Linked DNA regions of Homo sapiens: region 2 is linked to region 1. Evidence: read pairs that join two places in POLR2A ChIA-PET (ENCODE). Cell type or tissue: MCF 10A. All regions are shown on one strand. Links, peaks and the distances in the headings refer to the core of each region. The heading gives the core; the rest is flanking DNA.

Region 1 (2,914 bases), core at 271-2,770:
CCTAACACAAAGTGTGTGCTTAATAAGTATTTGCTGAGTATGTAAAGTGGAAACAGAACCAATCTGGCAAACTTTGTAGGACTGGTGGGCAATGAAGATCAGTCAGGTAAAATCTGTGGATATAAATTTATATTGATCAAAAAATTCAAGGTTAGGTGTTTTTCTTCAGTCATGCTCAACGATGCTTCAGCCATGCTCAACTCTTCTGTAGCCACAGAAAAAAGTTTACCCATAATCGAGCTGTGTCTGTGTCTGAATAATGAAAAGACCATGATGCAAGGGAGTTGGAGACACAGAAACAGTGTTTGAAGTAATGGGTAATGGAAGCATGCTACCAGGGAAAGGAAAGAAGTGGCAATAGGAAGGAACAGAGATCTGTGGTCCTATGTCCCCTGAGCATATTCACATGTTAAAGCTAATTCAGTTTTCAATCATCATTAAAATTTTGTTCCTAAATATATGGCCATTATTTTCCACAACCACACTAAAACTTTATTACCTCTGGCAAGTGACTATGCAAGTAACTAAGAGCAAAAATATCCACAACTACCATTTGAGCTATCAATTTAGGGAAAGTCATCTGGCTATAATCTAAGTGACCCTCCACTGAATGTCAGTATCTTTGCATATGTGATTTAAATCTGGGCCTTCGCAACACCATGAACTGTTCTTGTCTTGAATATCCAGATTGAAGGAAATAATCTGAGTAGTTACGAGTCCTGAAGCTAGAAAGATGGAAACCCCATTTGCTCATCAGAAAGCCTTAGAGCTTGGGCGCTGGCGGGTCCTGTCTCACCGGGACAGAGGGGCTCTTTCCTCCCCATCTGATAGTCTGATAACTAGAGAAGCCGGCCAACTTATTCTCCAAGAAGGAGCCATCTTAGTTCCTCCTGAAATGTTCATATTTAGAAATTATTGTTTGTCAGTAATTTAACCCCTTAATGGGCTTGCCTTGTGGTCCATACCACTGAGTGCAGAGCTTGCCTGGAAGAATTGTGAGGGCCATTCCATCTTCCAGGCAGTAGAGTTCAGTACTTCTTTAAAATTGCTGCTGAACTCTGTATTTGAAAAGAAAGAATCATTTGGGTGTGGTAGCTCACACCTGTAATCCTAGCGCTTTGGGAGGCTGAGGTGGGAGGATCATTTGATGCCAGGAGGACCACTTGAGACCACCCTGGGTAACATAGCAAGACCCTGTCTTTAGAAAAAAAAAATACAATAAAATAAATACAATAAAAATAAAAGCAAAAAGAAAGAGTCCATCTTAGGGACAGACTGTAACTACTCACTGGAGCTTACCTTTACATAGTTCAGGATCAATTATAATAAAACACTTTTGTGCAGATTCAATAGGATTATTTTAATCCCCATCATCTCTCTGAGTTTCCAGTCAGTTTCTCTGCATGTAGACACCCTTCTCCAGCCCACCATTGTCTCTCCTCCTATAGCTCCACCAACAAATCAGAACTTTTTCTAACTGCACCTAGTGCACCTAGAGTCTACTCCAGAATGCTCATGGAGAAAGTTTCTGAAAGGTAAAACTCTGAATGATATTTGTAGCTAAAGGGAGACTTGCTAGAGACAATAAGCTAATAGTTGTAGACTTCAGTAGAAGAGGAATGACACTGCAATGTCAGGGTGCAGGACTTCAAGAGGGCAGAGTATGGAAACCCAATGGGAAAAATGCTCACCAGGAACATGAAGAGAAGGAATTACGTGTAAGGATTTCTCAATGTGTTCCCAAATTTGCCCAGCAGAGGGAGGCCTCGGGTTGATGGCAGGCTGACCACACAATTAAAGAAGGCTGAACCTGGGGGCTTTTAACAACCATCGTGGGCTCTACTGTAAGCATTTAGAAAAAGAAAGTTATCCATTCAAAAATATATATATTTTTAAACTTCAGAACAAAATTATGAAGAGCTATATTTACTTTTCTACATTCTAATTTTTATAAATCTGAGTATATTTTGCATATATTGTTATAGTACATATTCAATTTTGTATTTTGCTGTTTTCACTTAACCATTTTTACTAGATTACTCTGTGTTCATAATAATCACTTTTTTAAAACTTTTATTTTTATTTATTTATTTTTTTTTTGAGTCAGAGTCACACTCTGTCGCCCAGGCTGGAGTGCAGTGGCGTGATCTTGGCTTACTGCAACTTCCACCTCCTGGATTCAAGCAGTTCTCCTGCCTTAGCCTCCTGAGCAGCTGGGATTACAGGTGTGCACCACCAAGCCCGGCTAATTTTTGTATTTTTAGTAAAGACGGGGTTTCACCATGTTGGTCAGGCTGGTCTCCAACTCCTGACCTCATGATCTGCCCACCTTGGCCTCCCAAAGTGCTGGGATAATCACTTTTTATGCTGCATAATTCTTCAGATTTGTCAGTACGACTGTATTTACACTCATTTGTTTTATTAGAAAGAATTCCAGAATATTTTGGCTGCCCTAATTAATTTTACAATTAATATGATTTTGAAATTGGGTATTGGCTCCTTCTGAATTGGTTTATTAAAATATATTCTAATGTAATTTATGACATTTTCATCATATTAGCATATTTATTCTGTTAGAATTTCATAATTTATAAAGCTACAAACTGTATGTGATATAGCTTGTAACTTTATCTCATAACTTTATGCAGTTACAAGTAGAAATAAAATGTTCCCCTCAAGATTGCTTAAAATTTTATTATAAACAAGTGTAAAAAACAAAATCACTAAAACACTCCCTCTTTTTTCCCCCAAAATGCATGTTTCCATTTTAACAGAACCCGTATTTAATCAGCAGATTTCTATGGTGGCTAGATTTGTAGACTAAATATTAAAAGTCCCAAAGCAAATGCATTTTTCTCTTAAATTTTACTGACTTTTTTTTTTTTTCTTTTTCTGAGACGGAGTCTTGCTCTGT
Region 2 (2,914 bases), core at 187-2,686, 52 kb before region 1:
GTGTTACTTCCCTTGTGAAGAAACAGAATTATCATGAAAATTTAGGTGGAAACCATTTCGCTTTTTTCTTCAAAAATAAGGGAAGCATGTGCCCAACCACCCCTGGGAAAAAGAACCTTCAGGGGCAAAGGAGCGAACAGGTAATTTATAAGAAAAACAGAAAGTGGTCTCTGACTGCCCCAGACTTCCTTCGGAGTTGGGGGAATTGGGGACGCCTGGACGCGTTGTTTTTGTGTTTGTGGAAAAAATAAATGAAGAGCATGAAGCCCGAGGCTTCTGAGATCCTTTCCTGACCAAACCCAAGTGATTTGGTGCGGGGAATTTTAATATTTTTCCCCTTTTGTGAGGTGGAACAAACACAACTTGGGAGCAGCGCAGCGGCTCAGAGCCTGCCAGCCAGGCGGGCGACCAGAGCACCAATCAGAGCGCGCCTGCGCTCTATATATACAGCGGCCCTGCCCAGGCGCTGCTTCATCGGCGCTTTGCCACTTGTACCCGAGTTTTTGATTCTCAACATGTCCGAGACTGCTCCTGCCGCTCCCGCTGCCGCGCCTCCTGCGGAGAAGGCCCCTGTAAAGAAGAAGGCGGCCAAAAAGGCTGGGGGTACGCCTCGTAAGGCGTCTGGTCCCCCGGTGTCAGAGCTCATCACCAAGGCTGTGGCCGCCTCTAAAGAGCGTAGCGGAGTTTCTCTGGCTGCTCTGAAAAAAGCGTTGGCTGCCGCCGGCTATGATGTGGAGAAAAACAACAGCCGTATCAAACTTGGTCTCAAGAGCCTGGTGAGCAAGGGCACTCTGGTGCAAACGAAAGGCACCGGTGCTTCTGGCTCCTTTAAACTCAACAAGAAGGCAGCCTCCGGGGAAGCCAAGCCCAAGGTTAAAAAGGCGGGCGGAACCAAACCTAAGAAGCCAGTTGGGGCAGCCAAGAAGCCCAAGAAGGCGGCTGGCGGCGCAACTCCGAAGAAGAGCGCTAAGAAAACACCGAAGAAAGCGAAGAAGCCGGCCGCGGCCACTGTAACCAAGAAAGTGGCTAAGAGCCCAAAGAAGGCCAAGGTTGCGAAGCCCAAGAAAGCTGCCAAAAGTGCTGCTAAGGCTGTGAAGCCCAAGGCCGCTAAGCCCAAGGTTGTCAAGCCTAAGAAGGCGGCGCCCAAGAAGAAATAGGCGAACGCCTACTTCTAAAACCCAAAAGGCTCTTTTCAGAGCCACCACTGATCTCAATAAAAGAGCTGGATAATTTCTTTACTATCTGCCTTTTCTTGTTCTGCCCTGTTACTTAAGGTTAGTCGTATGGGAGTTACTGAGGTATCAGACGAATTGGGTGACGGGGTTGGAGAGTGGCCGTGGTGAGGTTACAGCATTTAAACCTTTATTGCGGCTTCTAGGTCCCTGACCGGAGGCTTTTCTCGCTGGCGGATGGTTTTGGGATGGCAGTCCCGCCCCAGGCCTGTGAACGGCAGAAAAGACCGCAAAACAAGAGCCAGTTTCTTAGTCTAAAGGGATGTCCGGATTGGACTAAAAAATTTTCAAAAGTCCCGCCCTGCTCCCGGGTTGGTCCGTTCTTCTAGTACATGACTTTCATTCTGTATTTAATTGGATGGTGGAAGACGTTGCTTATTCTGTGTTTTTTGCTTTACTGTGACTTAAAAGTTTTGCCTCTTTTCTCTTTATATTAATGTCTGGGATTTCGGACGCTTTCCATGTTGTTGGTAGTCAAGTTGATGTCTCCTGGAGGTAGTGGCAACATCCAGCCCTGGGAGGAGAGTGCGTGCAGGTACCTTTGTCCTACATTCCTCTGCTGTTAATTTCTCATTCCTGTGGCAACGAAGGAATGCATTTAAAAAACAGCCACAACAGCGGCAATAGCCCTTCCTCCACCCAAGGCAATCGTGGACCTAGGGAGTTTTTTGTGCCACATAACATGTAGCCTTCCGCTAAACTGACAGGTTTGAGCGTATCGATTTTGAGCGTATCGAAAGCACAACTTTTAGCCAGCCATTTTGTCCTCGCATGACTACGGTTGCTTATCCTGTTTAGACAGACAGCAACATTTAAAAATCGAAGTTCCTTTAAACGTATTTTGTTTGGCAGTCCAAATGTTTCTATGCAGAAAACAGTATTTGTACTATTAACTATGAAGAGTGTATGGATAAATGGGAGACATTTCTAATAAAGGCCTTCGTTAATGGTTCCCTCTGTTTGACATCCATGGTGCTTCTGAATACAGAAAGCCTAGCGTCTTATATTCGCTTCTTTTAAAATCTGGTGGGCACATTTTGGTGAGACCTAAATTATGGGGACTGGGGCTTCTGGAGATAAGCTGCTCAATTATTCTACCATCTCCACAATGATTAATATAGTGAGTTGATTTGTTAGTGATAGTGACCACGGATTCATCCCAAGAAAGAGAAAGGGGAGGGAGGCAAGCAGAGAGACAGGAAGACAGAGGCAGGGAAGAAGGAGAAAACATTCTCCCATGGTTTAAGTAATTTTGTGTTGTTAATTTTACATTACAACACGGTTTAACATGGTGAACCCTCTATTTTGGTGTAAGGTTTAACATATGGACATATTTTTCCCAAGACCATTTATGAACTTTCATTTCTGCTTCCCCCTTCTTCCTCCCGTGCCACCCTCCACGCTCCTATCAATTTTGGCTGTTTTGTCATAGGCTAATACGCTATAATTTCATGGACAGTTGGACTGTCTTAGGTTTCTCAGGTTTCTATTTTGTTCCTTTAGTCATTCCCACAATTCTTAAGGTAGAATTGTATTGTTTTAAACATTGTGTTGTGTGCTATCCTCAATGCTGAGATGATTATGTGACAAATGGCAAGTGTTCAACTAATACCTAAATCTGTAGTATCTTATCAAGCCTAATGCTACTTCACAATGCCTACTCCATTCACCTCACTTTATCT

Evidence for each region. ChIA-PET counts read pairs that join two places held together with the same protein. Peaks named below come from ENCODE experiments on the same cell type or tissue, not always from the same donor. Only the 100,000 strongest peaks of a DNase experiment are listed, where the experiment ranks them.
Region 2: POLR2A ChIA-PET joins it to region 1 with 5 read pairs; 23 of 35 experiments call an interaction of 5 or more read pairs at or near these places.

Annotation. Positions count from the first base shown.
Region 1 is chr6:26,002,129-26,005,042 of GRCh38, reverse strand. No RefSeq gene overlaps it. Among named protein-coding and RNA genes, the nearest start is that of LINC02980, 11 kb to the right of the region's middle. In MCF 10A, for the core only: a CTCF peak has its summit at 1,783 (motif pointing right); a DNase peak (open chromatin) is centred at 1,752.
Region 2 is chr6:26,054,030-26,056,943 of GRCh38, reverse strand. It overlaps H1-2 (H1.2 linker histone, cluster member), which reads left to right and starts at 474. Exons shown (of 1, transcript NM_005319.4): 1 at 474-1,204. The coding sequence starts at 516. The coding sequence ends at 1,157. RefSeq lists enhancers at 422-821, 912-961, 1,372-1,993, 2,614-2,914 and a silencer at 1,452-1,521. In MCF 10A, for the core only: no CTCF peak of the experiment used is centred there; DNase peaks (open chromatin) are centred at 473, 1,493 and 1,843.